Linked DNA regions of Mus musculus: regions 2, 3, 4 and 5 are each linked to region 1. The links are chromatin loops, found by intact Hi-C in ENCODE. Cell type or tissue: heart. All regions are shown on one strand.

Region 1 (5,000 bases):
ACGGCTATCCTAGCTACTAGGACTCCCCAAAGATGCTTCATGGTTATGAAATCAAATACACTAGTGTGTGTGTTCTTCTGAAATACAGGTGATAGCATTTACATTTTAATTATAATTTTATACTCTGTGTGTGTGTGTGTATACACAGATGCCACAGCTTGTATGTGGAGGCCAAGAGAACAACTGGAGGGGGTCGGTTCTCCCCTTCCAACATGTAGGTGCCAGGGATCAAACTCAGGCTTGGTGGCAGGTGTCTTTACCCACTGAGTCCTCTCACTGGCCCTAGACAACAGCATATTAACACTCTACAGAAAACTTTAAAATAACTTCAAACCATGAGTTTCATATCACTTTCACATAAAGATATGCCCCAATTTTTAAAAATACCCAGGTAGCCGCCGAACAGTAGTAGTGCACGCCTTTGATCCCAGCACTTGGGAGGCAGAGGCAGGCAGATTTCTGAGTTCGAGGCCAGCCTGGTCTATAGAGTGAGTTCCAGGACAACCAGGGCTACACAGAACCCTGTCTTGAAAAACCAAATAAACAAACAAACAAACAAAACAACCAACCAACCCAGGTAAAGAGTTTGCCTAGCTGGGCTGGCGAGATGGCTCAGTGGTTAAGAGCGCCGACTGTTCTTTCGAAGGTCCCGAGTGCAAATCCCAGCAATCACATGGTGGCTTACAACCATCCGTAACAAAATCTGATGCCCTCTTCTGGAGTGTCTGAGGACAGCTACAGTGTACTTACATATAATAAATAAATAAGTCTTAAAAAAAAAAAAAAAAGAGTTTGCCTAGCATATTCAAGGCCCTGAGTTCAACATCAAGCATCACACACACTAAATAAGCATAAATATTCAATTTTATAGACTTTGGTTTGGTTTCTTTTTCTTAATTTTTTTTTTTATTTTTAAAGATTTACTTATTATATATACACTGTATGTAGCTGCCCTCAGACACTCCAGAAGAGGGAGTCAGATCTCGTTATGGATGGTTGTGAGCCACCATGTGGTTACTGGGATTTGAACTCCTGACCTTCAGAAGAGCAGTCGGGTGCTCTTACCCACTGAACCATCTCACCAGCCCGGGTTTGGCTTTTTTCGAGACAGGGTTTCTCTGTGTAGCCCTGGCTGTCCTGGAACTCACTCTGTAAACCAGGCTGGCCTCGAACTCAGAAATCTGCCTGCCTCTGCCTCTGCCTCCCAAGTGCTGGGATTAAAGGCATGGGCCACCATTGCCCAGCTCTATTTTGTATTTTAAGTGACCTTTTATTAAATTATTTTATTTTTTGAGACAAGGTTTCTTTCTGTAACTCTGGCTATCCTGGAACCCACTCTGTAGGCCAGTGGGCCTGAAGCTCAGCTCTGCCTGCCTCTGCCTCCCCAGCGCTGTGATCAAAGGCATGCGTCACTTGGTGAGCTATAAGTGACGTTTATGATAAACAGTCGGTCTACATTTTAAAACCCCATTCCAAGCATCATCTCACTAAACACTTCTGCCTGTATTTTTGTTTACTTAAATATTTCGTTTGCTATTAAATCTGTAGGTCATATTTCTAAAATTGCTAAAGCAAAAACTATATACATTTTTAATTTCATGCTCCTTTTTACAGTAAGTGTAAGTGGGAGTGTCTATCTCCTTAAAGAGCCATCCAATCTACACACCCAAATCACTTGACAACGCTCTCAGAGGGGCAAAGGGCAGGCCTTGTAAGTACCAGTGTTTAGAAACTGAGACGCAACAGAAACTACCACATATCTAATAGAGCCTGAATCAGACTCTGGTTTCTAGATTTTTCAATCCAGGAGCCTAACTCTGGACACAAGGACGGCTGTTTCTCAGAGGTCAATTCACTGACTTCACACTGGTGCTGAAGCAGGGCTCTGGGTGGAAAACCGCCTGCAAACACCCAACTCCTACAGAGTCAGACATCCCAGCGCTCAGGGGCCCCATTCAATTCTCCCCTGATACCGTAGCCCCGATTTGAACACTTGGGGTAATGAGGAGCTCATATCTCTCAGGCTACCCCCATCCTGGGCTAGGTCCCACCTTCAAAGTCTTCTTGTGCCGACACGGGATCACTAGTGGTCACTCTGCGCCCGGAGTCAGGGTAACACCTCTTTAGGCTGTTTAAAAACATAGCAAAATCAACCCCTCCTCATAGCTCGCGTTTCCGCCCCTACTCCGCACCGTAGACGCCTCAGAGGCAGGGCATCCAAGAGTATGACCTTTCAGGCCTGGGCGGCCTCTCCTCAGGCCGCAGCTACAGCGTCGGCAGAGACTCCGGCTCGTTAGAATCAACCGCGACGCTCGGGCGCCATCTTGTGTCCATTCCTCAGGCCTATTAGTGGCAAATTGGAAACTACATTTCCCAGTGTGCCTAGCGCAACTGCACAGGCGCAAAGAACGTCCTCTCGTTTCCATAGGAACCTCGACCCCGAGTAATCCGGACAGTTACTCTGAGCGGTTTGTTAGAATATTGCTCCCTCAGATACAAAGGAGGTAGGACCGGGTTTGCAGACAATTACAGGGACAAAGTGGGGAACTTACCCTGCTACCCGGGACCAGCACTGCCAAATTCTCCTGGGTGTCCTGGAGTCCACGCGCTCCCGGGGCCTCGGCGTCCTGAGGAGTTCGGCGAGACCAGAGTTTGGCTTTCTGACCTGTAAGGTGCCTCTCGCCTTGAGCCAATTTCTAAATCTTGTCACCCTCCAGAGGAGGGCCTACGCGGCACACACACAGGTACTCCTCGGGAACGAGCAGACAGTGGGCGGGGATGGTGGGTCAAGTTGAGTGAACGTGGAAGTAGAATCCTGCCTGGGAGGAGACCCGTGCTAGATGTCTCCAAAGAAGTCCGAACCGCAGGCTGATCCCCAGTTTCAGTATTCGTCCTTGTTCCGCCCAGTACAATTGGGTTTGCGCTGGAATAGGAGACAAATTCCTTTATTTCATTTAACAGAAGTTTCAGTCTCTGTAAAATAAGGAAGGTACTTGAGCTGTGGTGGTGCACATCTTAAGAAGAAATTGATCTCTCTGAGTTCAAGATCAGCCCGACACACACACACATCGAGTCCAGGCCAGCCTCAAAAAACAAAACAAAACAAAATAAAATGGCATTCAAATCAAAAAATCCTCAAGATGTTTTCTAGCCATGCAATTTAACCTACAACTATAGTTGCTGCCTCTCCCCAAGTGCAAAGAAATAAAAGGGAGTGGAGGGTGGGGAATGAGATGATTTAAGCAAGACTCTCAGCTTGGGATGAGATCTAGTCGACCTAGGTGTGTGATTTGGGTATAGGTTTATGTGCATGAGTGTTTTGTCTGTCTGTATGTATGTGCACCATGTGAGGACCTGGTGCTAATGGAGATCAGAAATGATGTCAGATCCTGTGGAACTGGAGTCAGTGATGGTAATGAGCCCCCCATGTGGGTGCTGGGAATCAAACCGAGTCTCTGCAGTAACAAGTGCTCTTAAGTGCTGAACTAGGCCCCCACCTCAGGTTGTGTTTTGTTTGTTTTGTTTTTTGTTTTTCAAGACAGGGTTTCTCTGTGTAGCCCTTGACTGTCCTGGAACTCACTCTGTGGACCAGGCTGTCCTCAAACTCACAGAGATCCCCTTCCACCCACCCCCACCTCTGCCTCTGCCTCCCAAGAGCTAGGATTAAAGTCCTGCACCATCACTGCCCACCTCAGGTTTTTAATGATTAAATGAGATAACATTACATTTTTAGTTCAATGCCTGCATTCAGTAAGCACTATTCTAAGACTAGTGCTTCTTAGAATAGTCCTAATTTCAGGGCATATCCATTCTTCTCAGGCAGGATAGTGAAGAGGGAGCTTGAGTGTACTCCTGCAGGCAGGGTTCAGTGCCGAAGGCCTGTGCGGTGCACTTCCTGGCACAGCATGAGGGGGATTCAGGGTCCAGCGTCAGAGGGCGGGAAAGGTGCTTTTCCTCCCTTAGGATTCCTAGAGGATGTGAGTACTTACTTGTTATATGAAAGTCACTGAATATACTTAAAATATTTTTTTTAATTTTATTTAATTTGTGAGTGCTCCATCTGCGTGTTCACTTGCATGCCAGAAGAGGGCAGCAGATCCCATTACAGATGGTTGTGAGCTACCATGTGGTTGCTGGGAATTGAACTCAGTTCCTCTGGAAGAGCAGTCGGTGCTCTTAGCCACTGAGCCATCTCTCCAGCCATTACAAAACATTTTCGAAATATTCATTTTTTTATTTGATGTGTATGGGTGTTTGGCCTGTAGATGTCTGTACATAACATTCATGCAGTGCCCACAAGGGACAGAAGAGGGCGTCAGAGCCCCTAGAATTGGAGTTAACAGACAGTGTGCGCTGCCATGTAGATGCTGGGAACGCAACCTAGATCTTCTGCAAGAGTGGCCCTGGACTGCTAAATCATCTCTCAGGCCCCAAATGTTCTTTATATTCTAATCTGAGTATTCCATATCGTCACAAAGACGCCTCGATTCAGCTAACAAACATTTTTGATGTGGATGCTATGCCATAAAACATTTGTTTGTAGATTTTTAATTTTTTTTACTTTGTGTATATGTATATGCATGGTTGCATGCATGTATGTATGTATGTATGTATGTATGTATGTGCATCATGTACATGCCTGGTATGAAGGTTAGAAGAGGGCATCAGATCCTCCTGGAACTGACATTACAAATGCTTTTGAGCTTCCATATGGGTGCTGAGAATAAAACCTGGGCCCTTTGCAAGAGTAACAAGTACTCTAAGCCACTGAGCTATCTCTCCTAAACCTCCCCCTACCCCCACCCCAGCACTTTAAACACCTATTATGTATGTGGTACTGTGTGGGTACTCTGAGGAATGTGATGATGTATATAATACAGCCTTTGCTCCCAGAAAACATAGTATCTGACAGAGACGTGATCATGAGTCCAAACACTTAAGTAAAAATTCATGTAGCATTCGAGGTCTAGGTCACTGTGCTCTGGAGATTCCAGTGCAGG
Region 2 (5,000 bases), 52 kb after region 1:
CCCAACAAGGACTCTGGACAGATCGATCCATCAGGGGGTTTGTTATCAGAAATTCCAGACTGGGATTTGCAGTGGCTGAGCATGCACAAGCAGGGTTCTGAGTTCTATCCTCTGCACTGGGTAGAGTGGAGGCCCAGATCCACCAGCTACAAGTGACCCTCTCCACCTCACAAAATCCTCAGAGTTGTGGTGAGGCTCACATGAAACAGTGAAGCAAAGGCTTTGCAAATTGCAGAGCTCCAAGGAGATTCAAGAATCCTCTAGTCTCCCACATGCCGCTGCTGCTTACTTACCTGCCTGGAAGTGCAAAAAAAAAAAAAAAAAAAAATTAATTAATTACACATTAAAAATTAAATCCTCCCCACGGACAGTCTCACACAGCCCACCTGAGGCGGGTGCTATTGCAGGTGCCACCTTATCACATGGGAATCCAAAGCACAAATTGTACAACTTGCTTAAGATCATAGAGGCAGGCAACTTAGCTCTAAAGCAACCCTGCTTTTAATCTGTGATCCTTCCCCATTCTGTCTCTATATCCTGAAAGCTCCTTCATGTCCACAAGAAAACCTTGGAATGACACCTTTTTTGCCTTGTTTCCTCTTATGGGACCTAAAATAAGACAGGAATCAAGACTGGTACCCACAGATGCATGCTTGACCCAGGGTCAGGCCAGCCACCCTGGATTTGCCCTGGGATCTGGGACTGGATGTGGTGTCTGTCTCCCTCTGCTGGTCCCATAGGGGGACAGCCTGGCCAACCTGCTTTCCCTAGAGCTGGTTGATGTCCATGTCTCCCCAGCGGTGGCTGGTTAAGTGTAGGGAACATTCAGGAGACAGGGGACTCGGGCCATATCCTGGTCCACAGAAACTCTGTCACCTTCTGGAATTCCTGTGGCAATGGTATTGTCTTTAACAGGACCCCCAAGGGGTGGTCTTTAGGGAGGTCAGGTTGCCTCCCTGATGCCTGCCCAGGGGGCCCCCAAACAGCCTCTTTTCCCTTCTAACTCATGAATGGAGCTGTCATCCGTGGATTTATCTAAACCTTTTGTGAAGCTATTTATATTTCCAACCGGGACCACATCTTGGGGTAATGAGTTCCATCGCTGTCCTCCCCTGCTGGGTGAAGCATGCTGCCTTTGATTTGTCCTAAACTTACCTCACTTGCACTCCAAGGGGGCCCTGTAACTCCAGCATGCCAGGTTTTGGTGAACAAGCTGAGCTTCCCCCTTTCCATCCCCCTGTGGGTTTGAAAAATTCCATTCCTTCTTCCCTCTACCTCCAGCCCTGCAGACTGAAAAGTCCTGGTCCCTCGTGTGTGCACTGTGTCTGTGTGTCTAGAGTGTGGCCATATCTTTATCCCATGGGAACCTCCAGAAGACCCTGAAAGACATAAGCACTACCATCCTGCCTGCTCTGGGGGCTCAGGACCAGCGAAAACCCAGAATGGAAGGACCACATAGTGGCTCAAAAGAGCAGCAGCCTGCTTTCTTAGCTGCTCTCAAGGGCTGCTTCTTCCTCCTGTCCCAGACACAGTCATAGAAGGTTCTCCAGCCTGTGGGCTCCATGCCTTTCTCTGTACCTTCTCCTGGGGAGACTTTCCTCCAGGATCCCTTCATCCTGGACTAATCTGATGGTCTGCTCTGTTGCCCTCTCTGATTCTTAGGCTACAGTAAGGATGGACTACACAGTTTGAGCAGATAGGATACCATCATTGCAATAGCAGATTGAAAGAGCTTTGTACACATGAACTAAATAAACTTTCACGGTAGCTCATCAAAGGAGTGACCCTGAGTACCTCCAGTCTATACATTAGAAAATTCAGACTTTAAGAGCACCAGCCTAGCTGGGCAGTGGTGGCGCACGCCTTTAATCCCAGCACTTGGGAGGTAGAGGCAGGCGGATTTCTGAGTTCGAGGCCAGCCTGGTCTACAGCGTGAGTTCCAGGACAGCCAGGGCTACACAGAGAAACCCCACCTCTAAGAAGAAGAAAAAACCCACCAGCCTAATGCCCATTTTCACACAACTTTGGATGGAGCCAGAATTCAAGTCTTGCAAAGGTTCTGAATCTTTGTTCTTCACTTATTCAGCATAGATTCATCAAACTAATGGTACGTGCCAAACATCGCTCTGATTGATGGGGCAGATGCCAGGTAACAAGAAACCCTGGGCAGGGCTTGGCAGCGGGGGCTGGCAGCACCTGGTGTGCTACACGTGCGTCACAGGCAGGCCAAATGGTGTTCTCCCTTCCTAGTGCCCCAACATCTCAGAGCTGCCATGTCTACTTGGTTACCCCAGAGTAAGCACACAAATGCCGTATCTACAGCCTATACCAAGACAAACCCAGGTGAACCCCAACTCTCCAAACTCTTCTGCACTTCTGCTATTTACGCCAGTTTGTCAAAACTCCCACGTGACAGCATATTCCCAGAGCCATAGATTCCTGCCTTTCCCCAAGGTGCAGCTTCACAATGACTTGTAGTGCCTTGTTCTTTGTCAGCTGCCCTGTGTGACCCTCCCAACCCAGCCCCAGAGCCGTGGCTCTCACTTTGTAGCTCCCTTCCTCAGGTCTTCAGGCAAATGCCCTACCTGGACATGCTGTTCTAGAGGAGGCTCTCTTCTCCCAGCATTCCCCTCCCCTCTCCTCTCCCAGTATCCTTTTGTCCTCCCTGTAGCACCTACACACCATACTCGGAGATCAGGGAGCTTTATCTTGTCTCTGTTCCAAACTTGGAAAATTGCACCCAATGTGTGCTGTATGTGTTGATGCAGTGGATGGCTGAGCACCAAGTCCCAGCTTTGGGCTCCCTGTGATGTGATTCAGCCCTAAACAGCTAGGGGGAAGTGGTTCTAGAAGGAATTGGGTCCCGGCAAGAGGATGCCTCTGAGGGTTTGCAGTGGCAGCCACCCTTCATCACCGTCCCAGATACACTTACATTTACACAAAGCAAATGAACCTTTGTAGGAAGCTGCCTCCAACATGGGGTGAGGTGAACACCGTAAGTTTGGGGGTTGAATCCTGAGGTCATCCCATCATCTCTTGCAACTGCATTTGAGGGAAAAATGGAGGTGCAGAGGGGCCTTGGCCTGCTCCAGGCCATCTGTGCACAGAGCTGGACTCACATTTTGCTCTACTTTCAGGATGGACCCAAGCCCTCTTTGGGTGATCCATCTCCCACTCAACATAATAACGTCTCCCGTGGGTCCCAGCTCCCTCCCCCTCTTACTGTGCTTGTGGGTAAACTTGCATGACTGGATGTGCTAACTGCAAGACAGAATGGTGGATTGGAAAGCTCCATACTAGACTCACAACCCAGGAATGGGGCAGGGAACAGACCCTAGAAGAGTTTGTCTGCAAGGATTACACCCCAGGGAAACCCTTCAGGATCTTAAGTGTCAGGTTGGAGGGAGTCTGGGCGAGCATCCTGTTCCTTACCTTCCGCAGTCCAGTGTACTACAGGTTTCTGGCATTGAGTGAGAAAACAGGAGGGTGATCACTCTAAAGTATCCTTTCTCCTTCTCCTAGTATATACGACCTCATATACACTAGAATAGCACCTTAACACCCAGTATGTCAGGGACAGAACAGGTCAATCAGCAGCCGTCTCCTTTGCTTCCAGGGAGCCTTCTGTCTTCCAGGGAGCCTCGCCTTCTGTCTCCTGTTGAGACAGCCTGGCTGCTCAGGCAGGGGACAGGGGAGGAAGTGGAGGATGTTTTAAGATCTCACCCAGTCCTGGGTAGGGTGGGAGGATATCTTAAGAAGAAGAAACAGGAAGCACTGGGGATTTGCTTGCTTGCTTGCTTGTTTTTGAGACAGGGTTTCTCTGTGTAGCTCTGGCTGCCCAGGAACTCCCTCACTCTGTAGACCCCTCTGCCTCTCCTGGGATTAAATTAGTGCCCCACCAGGCCTGGTTTAACCCAGGGCTTTTGAATGTTAGATATGTGTTCTACTCAGATTTACACTCCAGCCCTTTATTTTTTCTTACATCTATTATTAGTGTGTGTGAGATTGGCAGCCCTTCCGTGGAGTGCTTGTGGGCGTCAGCGGGCAGCTTTCGGGGTTCTTCCTGTTGGGCCCGCTGCTGGCTGCGGAGCTCCTGTCCTCAGGCCGCACAGAAGCAGCTTATGCCCCCCCCCCCACCCGCCTGGCTCGCCTTGAACGTTCTCTGTCATCTCAATAGGCCTTGAATTTTCAATCTTTCCACCCCAGCCCTCCAAGAACCTGAGATTACAAACCTGTGCGAACATGGGCTAAGCATGGGAGAGTAGAGTTATCAGGAGAGGGGGTGCTGTGGGCAGAGGTGGAGGGTGGAGCAGCCTGGTTAAACTGTGCCACATACTTAACTTTTTCCTTTCCTTCCTTCCTTCCTTTCTTTCTTTCTTTCTTTCTTTCTTTCTTTCTTTCTTTCTTTCTTTCTTTCTTTCTTTCTTTCTAAAAAGATGTATTTCTTTTATTTATATGGGTGCTCTATCTGTACTGCATGCCAGAAGAGGGCATCAGATCACCATGTGGTTGCTAAGAATTGAACTCAGGTCCTCCGGAAGAGCAGCCAGTGCTCTTAACCACTGAGCCATCTCTCTAGGCCCTCCTTTTTCTATTTTTTTGAGACAGGGTCTTGCTATATAGCCCAGGCTGGCCTCTCAAGTTCTCGAGTCGCTAGTGGTAGGATTATAGGCATGAGCCACCATACCTGGCTCAACACCTATTTATTGATCCTAGGCTGGGTGGGAAGTACACAGAGCAATAAACAAAACAGAAGCAGTTCCTGCCCACATGCAGCAGCCACAACAGCAGGAAGCACAAATATTAAACACAGAGGAAACTGGGACACACCATGGCTCAAAGCCTAGGGTTTTCTCTGCTGAGGGAACCTTTGCTGTTGAGCCCAGGAAGAGAAGTCAGCATGGGAGAAGCAGGCTACAGCCTTGGAAGCAGCCAGAGTGGCCGCTAAGAGCCTGGCAGGGCTATGGAGATAGGTGATCATGTGGGGTAGGAGACAGTGA
Region 3 (5,000 bases), 52 kb before region 1:
CTGGGCCCTCCTCTGTAAAAAGCAAACTAAGAAAATGCCTTAGAGCTGGATCTTACAGTAAGATTCCCTCCTTTCAGATGACTCTGCTTTGTGTCAAGTTGACACAAGAGCAGTTAGCAAACCACCAGTGGTAGCACGCCTTTTTCTCCAAGCACTACTGGGGAGGTAGAAGAAAGATGCTCTCTGTGAGTTCAAGGATAGCCTGCTACATAGTGAATTCCAGGCCAAACAACGAAGCAATATAGTGAGACCCTTTAAAATACACACACACACCGGGCATGGTAGCGCATGCCTTTAATCCCAGCACTCAGGAGGCAGAGGCAGGCGGATTTCTGAGTTCGAGGCCAGCCTGGTCTACAAAATGAGCTCCAGGACAGCCAGGGCTATACAGAGAAACCCTGTCTCGAAAAACCAAAAAAAAAAAAAAAAAAAAAAAATACACACACACACACATGAAATAATTCTCAGTGCTAGATCACTTGCCTAGCATGTGAAAGGTCCTAAATTTATTTTCTTTCATGTGTATATATGTTTTGCCTACATTATGTATGTGTACCATGAGTGGTTGGTGCTTGTGGAAGTCAGAAAATGGTATTAACTTCCTGCAGTTACAAAAAGTTGTAAACTGCAATGTGGGTGCCAGCAATCAAACCCAGGTTCTCTAAAAGACTGCAGTGAGTGCTTTTAACTGCTGAACCATCTCTCCATCACTGAAATGTCCTGAATTCTATCCCCTGAACTGGAAGAGAAGGAAGGTAGTAGCTAGTTTCTATCTCTGGGGAAACAGAACCAGGAAAGTTGTCACACAAGTTCAGGGCCAACCCAAGTTGCATGCTGGCCACGAGGGACGTACTACTGATCAGCACACACGGGAACAGTTGCCCTCTGAACATAAAGGTTCAGAAAAGAACAGGCTGAGCAAGAGCCTGCCATATGGAGGAAAGGTGCACAGCCCAGCTTAGGCTGGAGAGATAGATAATATAACACATTTGTGGGCTGGAGAGATGGCTCAGTGGTTAAGAGCACCACATGGCGGCTCACAACCATCCTTAACGAGATCTGATGCCCTCTTCTGGGGTGTCTGAAGACAGCTACAGTGTACTTGCATATAATAAATAAATCTTAAAAAAATTTTTTTGTTCAAGATACAGAGAGGCTGAAGAGCAGAGATGTGGAGGGAGGGTACCTAACTGAGAGATGCAGAGGCCAGGCAGGGCTCTTAAGTCTCACAGGCCACTGGAAGCAAATGAGTGTCATCCTAGGCCCTAGACCAGTCGAGGTAGAGTTTAAGCAGTGAAAGCCACAATAGAAAGACAGGGAGCCTGAGAAGAGGCTACTGTGCTTCACACAGATGGTGCTGGTGCATCTAAGGGAATCAGACAGGTAAGGAGTTGAAGAAGACTCATCATGTTTTAGAAGATGGAGACTTCAAGGGGAGGAGGGAGCAGGTTACAGTGGTGGGATCAGGAGCTCAGTGTGGACTAAGTTTTCAGCACTTACCATCACCGTGAGCAGAAATGGTGGTCCTCTCCTCTTTGCACTGCCAGCATCCTGGCCCAGTCCAGCACAATCTGGATATGGGACTTGGTTTGTAGAAAGAAGGAAATGCACTCGGGAGGCAGAGGCAGGCGGATTTCTGAGTTCGAGGCTAGCCTGGTCTACAGAGTGAGTTCCAGGACAGGCAGGGCTATGAAACCCTGTCTCGAAAAACCAAAAATTAAGAGAAGAGAAGAGAAGAAAAGAAAAGAAAAGAAAAGAAAAGAAAAGAAAAGAAAAGGGGCTGGTGAGATGGCTCAGGGGGTAAGAACACTGACTGCTCTTCCGAAGGTTCTGAGTTCAAATCCCAGCAACATGGTGGCTCATAACCACCCATAATCTGACACCCTCTTCTGGTGTGTCTGAAGACAGCTACAGTGTACTTACTCATAATAATGAATAAATAAAAATCTAAAAAAAAAGAGAAAGAAAAAGAAAAGAAAAGAAGAGAAAAGAAAAGAAAGAAGAGAAGAGAAGAGAAGAGAAGAGAAGAGAAGAGAAGAGAAGAGAAGAGAAGAGAAGAGAAGAGAAGAGAAGAGAAGAGAAAAGAAAAGAAGGGCTGGTGAGATGGCTCAGTGGGAAAGAGCACCCGACTGCTCTTCCGAAGGTCCGGAGTTCAAATCCCAGCAACCACATGGTGGCTCACAACCATCTGTAACAAGATCAAGATCTGATGCCCTCTTCTGGAGTGTCTGAAGACAGCTACAGTGTACTTACATATAATAAATAAAAAAATCTTTAAAAAAAAAAAAAAAAAAAGAAAAAAGAAAAGAAAAGGAAGAAGGAAATGATTGAAGCTGGCCTGAAAGGTCAAGTTTACAAGTTTACCTTCCTCCTATACACCACTAGGTGGCAGCACCACCTCAAAGACCAGCCTTAGCAGCCCAGAGGCCTCTTCACACTATCTGGTCCCCTGGCAGACTGAAACTGCTTTCTCAGGTCTCAAGAATCCATGAAGGATGCCCAGGAGACCTGCCCCTGGGAACAAGGTCTGGCTGGGACAGTGGGTGGGGCTGTGGGTGGGATGGTCCATCTGGGTTTCCAGGTACTGAAAGGATGGCTGGCATCTCCAAACCCACACTCAGACTCTGCTCTGACAAGTTCTTCAGGCAGATTTTTTTTTTTTTTTTTTTTTAAATAGGAACTGTTCCAGAAAACCCAGGCCAGGGTGGGGCTGTGCTCTTAGGCCCAGTCTCAGAGAGTCAGGGCAGTGCTTGTGTGAAGGTCAGGGGCACTGCTTCTGCTGTAGCTGCTAGCCCTCTTCTGCTTCACATTTCATGTGTTCAGGAGTGTGGTCACTCATTCATTCATTCATCAAACATCAATGCTTGTCTGAGTCTAGGCCTGAAATGAGCCAGGAACAATGGAGAGATGATTCAGTTGGCTAAGTGCTTCCTTCAATCTTACTTCAGTCCCTCATACCCACATAAAAAGCCGGTCTGTGACACACAGTTACGGTCCCAGCACTGGGGTGGTGGAGATAGGTGGATTTATGAGGCTTCATGTCCCACTTGAGAGACTCTGTCTCAAAATAAATGAACTGGGTGGTTGGAGAGATGGCTCGGTGGTTAAGTGTTCAGAACATGTACGTGAAGGCAGGCATGGTGGCACATGCCTTTAATCCCAGCACTCGGGAGGCAGAGGCAGCCGGATTTCTGAGTTCGAGGCCAGCCTGGTCTACAAAGTGAGTTCCTGGACAGCCAGGGCTATACAGAGAAACCCTGTCTCGAAAAAAAAAACCTAACTAACTAACTAACTAATTAACTAATAATAATAATAATCTTAAAATTAATTAAAATGAGTATATAGATGGATCCTGAAAAATTATATATAAGATTGACCAGACACATACCTGCACATAGCATGCATGCACTCATACTCACAGAATATGCACACATACTTGTAACACATATGTTCATATGCACACAAGAGAGAGATGACCGCCGGGCGTGGTGACGCATGCCTTTAATCCCAGCACTCGGGAGGCAGAGGCAGGCAGATTTCTGAGTTCAAGGCCAGCCTGGTCTACAAAGTGAGTGCCAGGACAGCCAGGGCTACACAGAGAAACCATGTCTCGAAAAACCAAAAACCAAAAACAAAACAAAAAAAAGAGAGAGATGACCATGGAGCATCAATTACAGTGGAAGTCAGTGGGTATCTCTCCTCATATATCAACATGCCTGACATTCAGGTGTAGAGATGTTATGATGTAATGGCTGCCTTCCCCCAATTTATATGTACAACAATGAATGTTTTGATTGACGATGGTTTTAAATGAAAGCAATATGGCCTGGTAGTGTTAAATGTAGAATGGAACATGCATACAGTTGGGGTCAGGGCATCAGGGCGTGGGTCTGAAAGGAACAGCAGGATTGGTTATGGAAGAAGGCACATAAAGGGGCTTCCAGGTCCATGGAAAAGCAGAAGCCCAAAGTGAAGAACTAACAGAGAGAGGAGATTCTTAGGGGATGGCAGGAACCAAGCTAAAGAGGGCAACAGGACTCTACCATTCATGCTTCAGTTTAAGAGACTCGCCAGCCTGGCGCTGGTAGTGCACGCCTTTAATCCCAGCACTCAGGAGGCAGAGGCAGGCAAACTCTGTGAGTTTGAGGCCAGCCTGGTCTACATAGTGAATTCTTGCACAGCCACAGCTCCATAGCCCTGTCTCAAAAACGAGAGAGAGAGAGAGAGAGAGAGAGAGAGAGAGAGAGAGAGAGAGAGAGAGAGAGAGACTGTTCACCTAGGCCACTAGGGTGGTATAAATCTCTATAAGTTCAAGGCTAGCCTGGTTTACATAGTTAAGTTTCAAACTAACCAAAGGCTACATGGTGAGACTCTGTTTCAAAAAAGCTAAGCACAGGTTACTGTTCAACCGAACCTGGCTTGGGCAGCAGAAAATTGGGGTCCAAAATGTCCCCTTAAGATTTTACACTTTTGACAGGTGGTGGTGGCTCATGCCTTTAATCTCAGTACTTGGGAGGCAGAAGCAAGTTAATCTCTGAGTTCAAGTTCAAGGCCAGCCTGGTCTACACCCTGTTCCAAGACAGGGATACACAAGGAAACCCTGTCTCAAAAAAAACAAACAAACAAACAAACAAAACCAAAGGAGACTTGGCAGTCTCAGGTGGGTATAGTGGCACACACCTTTGACCCCAGCGCTTGGAAGACAAAGGCAAGCAGATTTCTGAGTTCAAAGTCATCCTGGTCTACAGAGTGAGTTCCAGGGCAGCAAGGGTTACACAGAGAAACCTTGTCTGGAAAAACCAAAACCAGAAACAAAAACAGGACTTTTCACTCTTGGTAGCTCTGGGGCACTAGACAGCTGTTGTTTGGCCTTGAATGTACAGTAATCCCATCAGATCTAGATTTGGGGACAGCCATTCTGGTCAGAGCCTGTATCAGAGGGCAGTTTTAGGAACCCTGAGAAATGGACAGGTCAGAGGACTCTCAGGAGGCTGTAGTGG
Region 4 (5,000 bases), 160 kb before region 1:
CTGAAGCTGATACGAAAGATCCAAAGTACCCTGTGACTAGCCCAGAGAACAATGAGATCTAAAATGGGAGCAGCCTACCACACGCCTCTACAATGGCAGAGTGTGGAATGTGGACGTTGATTCTCTAGTCAGATGCTTCTGAGAAACAGGTTAGCTATGTGAAAAAAAGAGACTTTCCTAGCTTCAAGTCCTGGCTTTGGAGCAAAGCACGGTAACAGGACTGTAATACTAGTACACGAGAGACAGAAGCAGGAAGACTGCTACAGGTTCAAAGCCAGCCTTGTCTACTTACCTACATAGCAAACTGAAGGCTAATAGGAGCTATGTAGTGAGACCTTGTTTCAAAATAAAAGAAGCCAGAAAGATGGTAAAGACACTTGCCACCAAGGCTAACAACCCCAAAATCCCTGATCTCCAGAACCCACATAGAGGAACAAACACAAATTGTTCTCTGATCGCTATATGTACATGTGGGACGCACACAAATAAATACGAAAAGTTACAAAGTCCGAGTTGCATAATGAACCAAGTGTGTAGCCTTGCTTGCTTGTGTTAGTTTTTTGTTGTTATTGTCAGGACTTTTCTGTGTTTTTAAAGATGTATTTACTTATATGTGCATATGTGTCTATATGTTGGCTGTACATGCCTGAGGCCAGAAGAGGACATCAGGAGTCCATTCTATGACTCTCCATCTCTTCCATTCAGGAAATACCTATCCCTAGACTCGGGGCTTGCATTTTTTCATGTAATTGGGAAGCTAGCAAGCTCCAGATAACCTCTTGTCTCTGCCCTCTCTTGGAGCTGGGGTAACAGGTGTGTGTGTGTGTGTGTGTGAGAGAGAGAGAGAGAGAGACAGACAGACAGACAGACAGACAGACAGAGAGATGGAGACAGAGAGAGACAGACAGACAAAGACAGACAGACAAAGACAAACAGACAGACAGACATCTGTCTTGTTATGTAGATACTGAGATCCAAACCCTGACTACATAGCAAATGTTCTTCTTTAATCACTGAGTCATCTCTCTGACCCCTTTTTTTGATTTTGTTTGTTTGTTTGTTTTGAGACAAAGTCTCACTATATGTAGCTCAGAATGGTCCTGAACTGCAAAGATCTTCCTGCCTCTCTTTAGCTTCCTTAACTATACTTTTAGTTGTCAGTTCCCTTATTCCCAAATGCAGATAATAGCACCTTTGATTGTAAAGGCTGGTTGAATTAAGAGCTAACACAACAACATGGTTGCATATACCTGCAATGCCATCGCTTGGTCGGCTGAGGCAAGAGAATCTGGAGTTCAGTATCATCCTGGCTTATAGAAACACCCTATCTCTAAAGAAGTTAATGTGAGGCTGGAGAGATGGCTCAGCAGTCAAGAGTCTGGTTGCTCTTCCAGAGGACCCAGGTTCAATTCCCAGCATCCATAAGGAGGCTCACCACCATTTGTAACTCCAGTTCCAGACTACCAAATGCTTTCTTCTGACCTCCGTATGCACCATATATATATATGTGGTGCACATACATGAATGCAGGCAAAACACCCATATACATTAAAAATCCATGTTAATGCTAATAGTGTTTGTCCACTTGTAGACACTACTAACTAGTTATGAAATATAAAAGTAATTATTTATTGTGCAGGCTTGCTGCTGGCTCTGTCAGCCAGAAGCCAGAGCAAGCATATGAGTGTGTTCAAGGCTGGTCCTTTCATCTCAACCTAAGAGAGAGGGCAGGGCACTCAAGCCCTCCAGAAGCTGTGGGAGGAGGGAACTTGAGGATGTTAGTCTTCCTTCCTGCTGTAGGCACTGATGAGAGTCATACTCAACAGTGACTATGATGGGGACTGCAGTGCAGAGAGCAGCATGTGTCCTTTGTCCCCCAAGTCCTGTCTTTAATTCTGCATGAGAGCTTTGTAGACAAGATCACAGTCAGCAGACTGGCATGTGACATGACATTTGCTCTGCAGTCCACAGCACAGCTGGCCTCTGATCTTAAGAGGATGAATTCAAGGTACTTCCTACAGAATAAAAGACCTTACATCTGCAACGGGGCTGCTCTGGGGACTCCTGTTCCTGTTTATCTCAAGAAAAGGATTATAGTTGTATCTTTCTGGACAACCTTGGTGACTTTTTGCCTCCATTGGTATCCACAATTCTTCACTTTACAGATGAGAAAACCAAGGTTCAGGGGGACAAAGAACAGTATTGAAGATAATATGGGCTGACCAAGGCTGGGTGTTTGGACTCTGGACAATGAGTCTCATTATAGCTGGATTTCGACCAGTAGAGGGCAGCAGGGCTCAGGAAGAGCAACCTTACCTGGTTACAGAAGGCCAGCCAGCCTGTGACTTGCCCTAGCATACCATTCCCCCTGGTTGTCATCAGAGGAGTGACACTTACTGCACCAATACTTTACTAAAGAAAAATACCCAATGTCCAGAGTGGTCCTGTTAGTTGCCTATTTGGTCAGTATAGAATGAACCTAGATTGAACACAGTGTTGTCCCAAACCTACAGTCCCTTTGCATTTGAATCTGAACCCTGTATGTAGCTACTCCAGACAGCTCAGGTAACCCAGACCAGTCTCGTTTGTCAGCGCAAATGAAGGAAGCAGAGGCTGAGGACCACCAGTTGGCCAGCTCCCAACCCATACCAGAATTTGAGGGAAGTTCTGGAAAAATATTGGTGTGTCTCCATCTCAGTGAGTTTTTTAGTAGACTGGTCTACACAATGCATTCCAGGCCAGCCAAGACAAACCAAAAATAGCCCCATGGTTGGCAAGCTGGCTCAGCTAATGATGTTTACTATGAAGCCTAATGCTCCAGGACCCATATAGTAGGTGAGAACCTATACCCACAAATTATGCTCTGACCTCCACTCTTCCTCCAACATGTGCCCATACACAATCAACAAATACAACTATCCTAAAATTATTGTTCATTTACTTTTTTTTTAACAGTACTAGGAATAAAACCTAGGTCCTCTAACATGCTAGGCAAGCACATTAGCCACCTTATCTTCTTGTGGAAGTCCTCCCTTGTGGATGTGGCAGCTCAGCCGTAAGGCCCAGTCCAGGATAGGAACATTAACGCCAACAGGGCAGAAAAAAGATCTAGAGAACCAACCAACCCTAGGGATTTTCTCTGACTACTACACAGACTTCTCCCGACTAATATGGTTAAATTTTTTAAAATAACCACTTTGGGTTTGGGTTTGGTAGCATAGGCCTTTAATTCAGAGATAGACGTTGATCTCTATGAACCTACCCTGGTCTAAAACAAAACACACAAACAAAACAAAATAAGAAACCCAAACAACCAAGGATCCCAGAACAAAGAGAAAACAAACACTAAATGCCTAGTGGCTGTATGACTGTCCTTCCCAGTTCTCCACAGTCAACAGGACTAAGCAAGTGACACTCTTGCAAGGGGGTGTAATCCTGGAGGAGGTTGCAACCTATAGGGCGCTAGAGTAGGGGAGGATTCACTGAGATGTAAACAAATGATAGATATGTAAATAACCCCAAGGACTCATTCACCCTTTCTCCAACCTGGTTCCTTCCTCCTGGATTAACAGGAGGCTGTCTAATTTCAAAACAGAGAACTTTATTCCAAAGAGCTAATTGGGAGCCCTGGGGCACTGTCCTGTATGGCCTGACAGTCTAGATAGAGCCCTGGATTTCTCGGCTGCTAGCACAGCTTTCCCCAAGGCCTTCCAAGAGAATTGGTTCTCTTATCAAATCCTGTCATTATCTGAAATAATTATGAGAGGTATTAAAAGCTTTCTGGAAAATATATCAGATAGCTCAGCCAGACAAACTGACTTCTATCCCCAGAAAGCCACATAGTAAAACAAGAGAACCAAAGTGTTCTCTGACTTCCACATATGCACTATGGTATTGCACACACATGCGCACATGCATGCACTCAGGACACAGTACCTGTGTGAAGATCAAAGGACAACTTGAGGTTGTCAATTCTTTTCCACTATGTGGGTTCTGGTATCAAACATGAAACTCAGTTAAGCAGACTTGGTGGTAGGCATCTTTATCCACTGAGCCTTCTTAATGTCCCAATGTTTTTGTCCTTTGAGACAGGGTTTCTGTGTTGCACTGGCTGTCCTGGAATTTGATCTGTAGACCAGTCTGGCCTCAATCTTAGAGAGCCACCTGCCTCTGCCTCCCAAGTGCTAGAACTAAAGGACTGTGCCACCATGCCCAGCTTTTAAATTGAATTATGCAAGTAGATCCAGGGGCGTACTACTACCCATCCTGGGGGGAGTGAGTCTCTCAGTGATGCAGCTGCCTGAGTCCCTCAGTCTCCTGGCTCACTAAACTACACTTGAATAGACCTGTTTCTCTGGTTTGTTTCACTATTATCTGAATGGATGCTTACATCTCAGGAAAAGTCATAACACAAGCAGCACCCTGAGCTGTTTTGATTTTTGTTTGTTTGTTTGTTTGTTTTTGTTTCTGTTTTTGAAACAGAGTCTCATGAAACCCAGTCTGACCTTACATTTCTATGTAGTTGATAGTGACCTTTAATTTATCCTCCTGCCTCTGTCTCCCCAGTGCTGGATTACAGGACTTTGCCACCAGCCACAGCTGCTTTTTAGTTATTTTAGTGAGAGAGAGGCATGCAGATGCATGTGTAGGAAACACTAGTCAGTTTTCTTCTTCCAGTATATGGGGCTGGGAATTGAACTCAAGCTTGGTAGCAGGCACCTTTGCCTACTGAGCCATTTTAACAGTCTGATGACCACATTTCAGTGTTTTTCAGATATAGAAATCTTTTTTTCTCTTCTGGTTTCCATCTGTGCCTGAGAGCTGATCCTGTGCCACAGCTCTTCATACCCAATCCCGCTGGGAGAAGAGTTGGTCTCCCAGGAGTGCTGACTCACAGTCTTACAGGAGGGACAAGCCACAGTCAGAAACAGCAAGACCACAGATAATCAGATGGTGAGAGGCAAGTGCAAGAACATAAGCAACAGAAACCAAGGCTACTT
Region 5 (5,000 bases), 180 kb before region 1:
AGCTTAAGAACAAAGAAAATTTAAACTTGCAGCATCCCCCGTAGGTCATAGGGCACAGACCACAGACTAGTTAGTGCCCCATGTCTGGAAAACCATAGCCTTACAGAGACCTGAGAGGCTATGGGAAATGGGCTTGGAAGGCACCAGCATCCCAGATGAGGCAGAAGGTCTTTGCTGGCAGGAGGGGACAAGAAAAGGGCTCAGTGGGGAGTTGAAGACCTGTAAGATAAGGGAACAAGCACAGCTGTAGGCAGAGGTGGTGAGCAGGGTGGACTACTCAACAATCTCTAGGTTTAGGGTGCATTAAAGAGAACTTGAAATATAAGATGTTCTCCAGGCAGTAGTGGCGCACACCTTTAATCCCAGCCAGCACTTGGGAGGCAGAGGCAGGCAGATCTCTGTAAATTAAGGTCAGCCTGGTCTACAGGGTGAGTTCCAGGATAGCCAAAGTTGTCAGGGAACCAAACCAAACAAAAAAAGTGAGGGATATTCAGAGCTGGAGAGATGTCTCAGAGGTTGAGAGCACTGGCTGCCCTAGCTGTGGACCCATGTTTGGTTTCAAGCACCCACATGGCGGCTCCCAAGTCTGGAATTCCAGTTCCAGAGGATCTGGTGCCCTCTAGGTCATGCTTGTGATTCACTTACACACATGCAGGCAAAACACTAATACACATAACACATAAAGTACCAATCAAATCTTTTCTTAAAAATCAGAGGCGCTACTGGAGAGAAAGCAGGATGGCTGGGGTGACTGGAAGACTAGCCCCAACCCCATCTTCTTCCATGATTCCCTCCGCCTGTCTCTAGCACTTCCCTTTCCCAAGCTCCCTTCCTTCCCCACCCTTTCCTCTTTCCTATTCCTTCGGCCCAGGTCTATGGACCTGCCTTCAGAGTTCCAGGCCCCTCTCACCAAGAACCCACCCAAAAGGAAAGGTGCGGAGGCCAATAACTAACCCAGTGTTGCCAGAGGCAGGCCTGCCCATAGGAAGAGGAAGGTGCATCCCTCAGCCCCCACCGACGACAGCATCACTTACCTTCTCCTCCGTCTCCTGCCTGAGCCACCTCTCTGCCTGCACATACCCAAAGTGACAAGTTACTCAGGAGAGCGAGCAAGTGCTGAGGTGGCCACAGGGCTTCCTCCCTGTTCATCCATTGGGTAAGCCCAACAGTAAGTAGCAGGGCACGTAGGGGAAGCCAAAGAGGAGGTCCATGCAGCGGGGAGCTGCTTAGGAGGAGGCATCTTCCAGGTCCTGTCCTGCAGGACAAAGACCTGGGTCTGCTTACCTGCAGTATGAGAAGTCACTGTACTCTCGGGGCCTCAGTTTCTGCAACTGAAAATGAGAGTTTTAGACAAGTTAGCTCACAAAAGGCTCCTCACACCTCCAGCTTTATGTTTTTAAATTTTAAAGATTTTTCATTTTACATTTAGATTTTGCTTGAATGTCTATGTACCATGTGTCTGCCCCCTGTCCACAGAGGCCAGAAGAGAGCATAGAATCCCCTGAAACTGGAGTTACTGGCTGTATGCTACCCACCTGGTGCTGGGAACCGAACACAGGTCCTCTGCAAGAGCAACAAGTGCTCCGAGCCACTGAGCTGTCGCTCTGCCTTCCTGTCTCTCTCTCTCTCTCTCTCTCTCTCTCTCTCTCTCTCTCTCTCTCTCTCTCTCTCTCTCTCCCTCTCTCTCTTTTTAAGATACAGAGCCTCACAGATATGGAGGTAGTCTCAAATTCACTATATAAGCCAAGCACAGTGGCACACGCCTTTAATCCCAGCATTTGGGAGGCAGAGGCAGGCAGATCTCTGAGTTGGAGGCCAGCCTGGTCTACAGAGTGGGTTCCAGAATAGCCAGGGCTACAGAGAGACCTTGTCTTAAAAAGAAAAAAAAAATCACTTTGTAGATAAGGATAACACCAAACTCCATTTTCTCCTGCCTCTGCTTCCCACATGCTGTGATTAGAGACATTTGTTACCACCCTGGCAGAATTTTTGAAGATTATGCATGAACAAACTCTGGAACTCAATGATGGGGTCTAAGGCTTAGCTCCTCCAACTTCCAGCCAGACCTTAGTCAAGCTATTTCTCCTCTTCCAGCCTCTTGTTTCTTCATTTTTCAAAGGTGCATAGGAATCATATATACGTCAAAGGACAGACTAAAATGTCATGTGCCAAGTGTCTGGCACACAACAGGTGCTAGGTTTATGTGAGGGCAAAGTTTTGAGTGGCATAGTCTGTGCTGAGCCCAAGGGCTTCTGGAATCTGATGATTGGAACTAAAGAGAGAAGCCATGAAGTGCACACACAAAGGCTTGAGGAAATCTACCCAAGCCTTCCCAAAGGCAAGACCATATCCACACAAACACCCAGTACCCTAGGCCAGGAACCCCAGAGGAAAGCCCAAGGAATAACCTGCAGAGAGCAGAGCGGCCACACGGTGGCAGTAAAGAATCAGAACAGCCTGTGATGCCTAGCTGCAGGGGATTATAGAAGGGGGGCCAGAAAATGGGGCAGAAAGTTAGGTTTGTTCTTGGAGCAAGTAGAGAGTGGAAGGTAATGACTTCTTTGCAGAACACACCCCCGCCTCTTGTCACATGTTGTGTGCACTTCTCCTTCATCTGTTTGCTTATTTATGCACTTATTATTCTTTTTGAGACAGGGTCTCACTACATAATCATGGCTGGCCTGGAACTTGCTATGTAGACCAGGCTGTCCTTGAACTCACAGAAAACCACTGCCTACTGAGTTCCTGGGGTTACAGGCATGTGCCACCACAGCACTCAGCCATTTGGCCAGCCTTGTTCTTTCAAACCCCCTTTTCCGTCCTTCTCTTCTTCCTTCCTGCCCCCTCTGCTTCCTCTGTCCTTTACTCCCTCTTTTCTTCACTTATCCTTTCCTTTCTCTTGCTATGTTTGTCCAGCCAGCCTGTCAATTAGACATAATATCCGGAACCACAGCTGGCGCCAGTCTGAGATAGTCTGGGGTACAGAAATGGGTCAGCTGTGGCCCCTGCTCTGAGGGGGTCATGGCTCTGCTGGAGACCTGCAGCACCAATAACAACATTCCAGACCGTTGCTGGCCCCACCTCCCCGGCCACTCTGAGGCCTCCAGGGCAGTCACATGCTACACGGGGTTCATAAAGGATTCTCGGCTTGGAATTGATGGGGCCTGAAGGGGGGCTGAGTCACTCACGGCCGGAAGTCAGCAGCAGCCACAGTAAACAGAAAAACAGCAAACAGCAAGCACCCCAGTGAGGCCAACTGTGTGGCCACCCCACCCCACTCCAAAAATAAACGTCAGGAAAACATTGTAGTCCAGAGTCCAGCAATGTCAGATTTGGGGAAATTCCTGGCTACCAGGGCAGATGGCCATGGGTCAGTGACTGACTGATACGCTTTTCCCAGGAGCCTGAACATAGAATGTTGATGAGGCTGGCCCAATCCAAGCAGCTGCCTCCCTCTGGGGTTCAATCCCCAAGTCTCCAAAACAAGAAGTAGAAACCTACTTCACAGTGTGAGAGCTGACAGCAATAATGTACAAGAACTGAGATTTGGGGACAGCCGTAGGGTCCCCCTTAAGAAGTCACCAGTTTCCTTCTCTGCAAAATGGAACTAGCAAATCCTGCCTCCTGGTGGACAGTCCCTGAATAGCAGCTATCACCCATTAGTATGTGTTGTTATTATGAGGTATACAAAGAAACTATAACGTGTGACAGTTGTCAAGTGTGTCATTAGAGTGATTATCCCTATAGCAACCAAGGCCACCTCCGCCTGACTCTCAGCTTCCTCCACCCTTGGTCTAGCTCCACCTGCCTCCCAGACTGGCCTTATGACAGGTAGGGATGACAAGGCTGACAGCTGACTGGGGGGGGGGGGGCTCCTCACCACTCCTTCTGGGCATCCTGTTCAGCCACACACCCAGCTTCATGCCAAGTCCCGCCCAGCCCTGTGGCGGTTTCGGGAAAGGGGCATCCAAAAGGTGGAGCTGGGGAGGCTTCTGGGAGGCTCCTTCCATACAGCTGACCTCTGGCCCAGAGGGAAACTGGAAACTGCCTCCTTGAGACACAGTGAGGATCAAATAGGGCTGAAGGTCCTCTTCACTGCCTGACTTTGAATACAATGGGAGATGAAGTCATGGAGGTGAAACCCAAAGACTTCTGACCATGGTCCACTTAGCTTCCATTAAACACCCAGTCTGAGGTCTGGGGAGACAGGCGAGACCTTTTTCCCCTCTTTTTTAGACAGAATATCTAATCCATGCTGGCCTTGAACTCACTGAACAGCCAAGCTGACATTGAGCTTCAGATTTTCCTGGCTTCACCTCATCAGTATTGGAATTAGAAGCATGGATCTCCAAGCCCGGTTTATGTGGAACTGGGAATGGGACCGAGGCTTTCATGAGTGCTGGTTAAGCATCCGGGCAGCGCGGCTACATTTCCAGCCCACTTATGCTCACCAAAAGTTAAAAAGAAAAATCTGATCACAAAGAAGGTTGCGGAGATTTAGAGAAAAGTAAGATTTATTCCTGAAATCCAAAGTGCTCCACCCTCCAGATACTAGCTCCTCAGCCAAGTCCCGCCCTCTGTCCTGTCGCTAAGAAGTGGGGGCGTGGCTACCTTGCTCCAGTCTCTTCGAAGAGCCCCTTTTTCCTTTCTCCTGTCCTGACACCTCCTATTCTAGGCTTCTCAGAGTCGAGGTTTTGATCGGAACAGTGCAGGGTCCCCAGACTCTAAGAAACTAAGGATCATCTGCATTGATTAAACATTATACCAAAGAGCTGGAGAGATGGCCCAGAGGTTAAGAACATTGGCTGCTCTTCCAGAGGATCCCGGTTCACCCACATAGTGGCTCATAATGTCTGTAACTCTAGTTCCAGGGTTTCCGAGTGCAGAGGACACCAGGATGCATGTCTATGTCTATACATGCAGATAAAACGCCCACACGCGTAAAAAATAAAACTAAAAGGCCATCATACTATATACCATAATATGAACCATTCATGACA

The links. Peaks named below come from ENCODE experiments on the same cell type or tissue, not always from the same donor. Only the 100,000 strongest peaks of a DNase experiment are listed, where the experiment ranks them.
Region 2: it touches region 1 in a loop (6-fold over the local background); 15 of 42 quality-filtered maps call a loop at or near these places.
Region 3: it touches region 1 in a loop (9-fold over the local background); 32 of 42 quality-filtered maps call a loop at or near these places.
Region 4: it touches region 1 in a loop (5-fold over the local background); 13 of 42 quality-filtered maps call a loop at or near these places.
Region 5: a loop joins it to region 1, with 6 times the contacts of the local background. A loop is called at or near these places in 7 of 42 quality-filtered maps.

Annotation. Positions count from the first base shown.
Region 1 is chr19:4,255,081-4,260,080 of GRCm38, reverse strand. LOC102631992 (a long non-coding RNA gene) reads left to right here and starts at 2,376. Exons shown (of 4, transcript XR_003952884.1): 1 at 2,376-2,744. In heart, CTCF peaks have their summits at 703 (motif pointing left), 2,328 (motif pointing left) and 4,077 (motif pointing right); a DNase peak (open chromatin) is centred at 2,310; H3K4me3 peaks cover 1,621 bases; H3K27ac peaks cover 843 bases.
Region 2 is chr19:4,202,901-4,207,900 of GRCm38, reverse strand. Gm30082 (a long non-coding RNA gene) reads right to left here. Exons shown (of 4, transcript XR_388289.3): 4 at 4,661-5,000. It overlaps LOC102631992 (a long non-coding RNA gene), which reads left to right. Exons shown (of 4, transcript XR_003952884.1): 4 at 1-2,652. Among named protein-coding and RNA genes, the nearest start is that of Gm30082, 3.7 kb to the right of the region's middle. In heart, CTCF peaks have their summits at 2,845 and 4,518 (motif pointing right); DNase peaks (open chromatin) are centred at 730, 2,229, 3,670 and 4,102; H3K27ac peaks cover 495 bases; H3K27me3 peaks cover 1,735 bases.
Region 3 is chr19:4,307,462-4,312,461 of GRCm38, reverse strand. No RefSeq gene overlaps it. Among named protein-coding and RNA genes, the nearest start is that of Grk2, 3.7 kb to the right of the region's middle. In heart, a CTCF peak has its summit at 2,382 (motif pointing right); a DNase peak (open chromatin) is centred at 2,461.
Region 4 is chr19:4,414,709-4,419,708 of GRCm38, reverse strand. No RefSeq gene overlaps it. Among named protein-coding and RNA genes, the nearest start is that of Kdm2a, 20 kb to the right of the region's middle. In heart, a CTCF peak has its summit at 2,280 (motif pointing right); a DNase peak (open chromatin) is centred at 2,308.
Region 5 is chr19:4,440,073-4,445,072 of GRCm38, reverse strand. It overlaps A930001C03Rik (RIKEN cDNA A930001C03 gene), which reads right to left. Exons shown (of 3, transcript NR_045990.1): 2 at 1,285-1,331. Among named protein-coding and RNA genes, the nearest start is that of Rhod, 3.1 kb to the right of the region's middle. In heart, CTCF peaks have their summits at 2,420 (motif pointing right) and 3,627 (motif pointing left); DNase peaks (open chromatin) are centred at 2,432, 3,212 and 4,602; H3K4me3 peaks cover 1,473 bases; H3K27ac peaks cover 954 bases.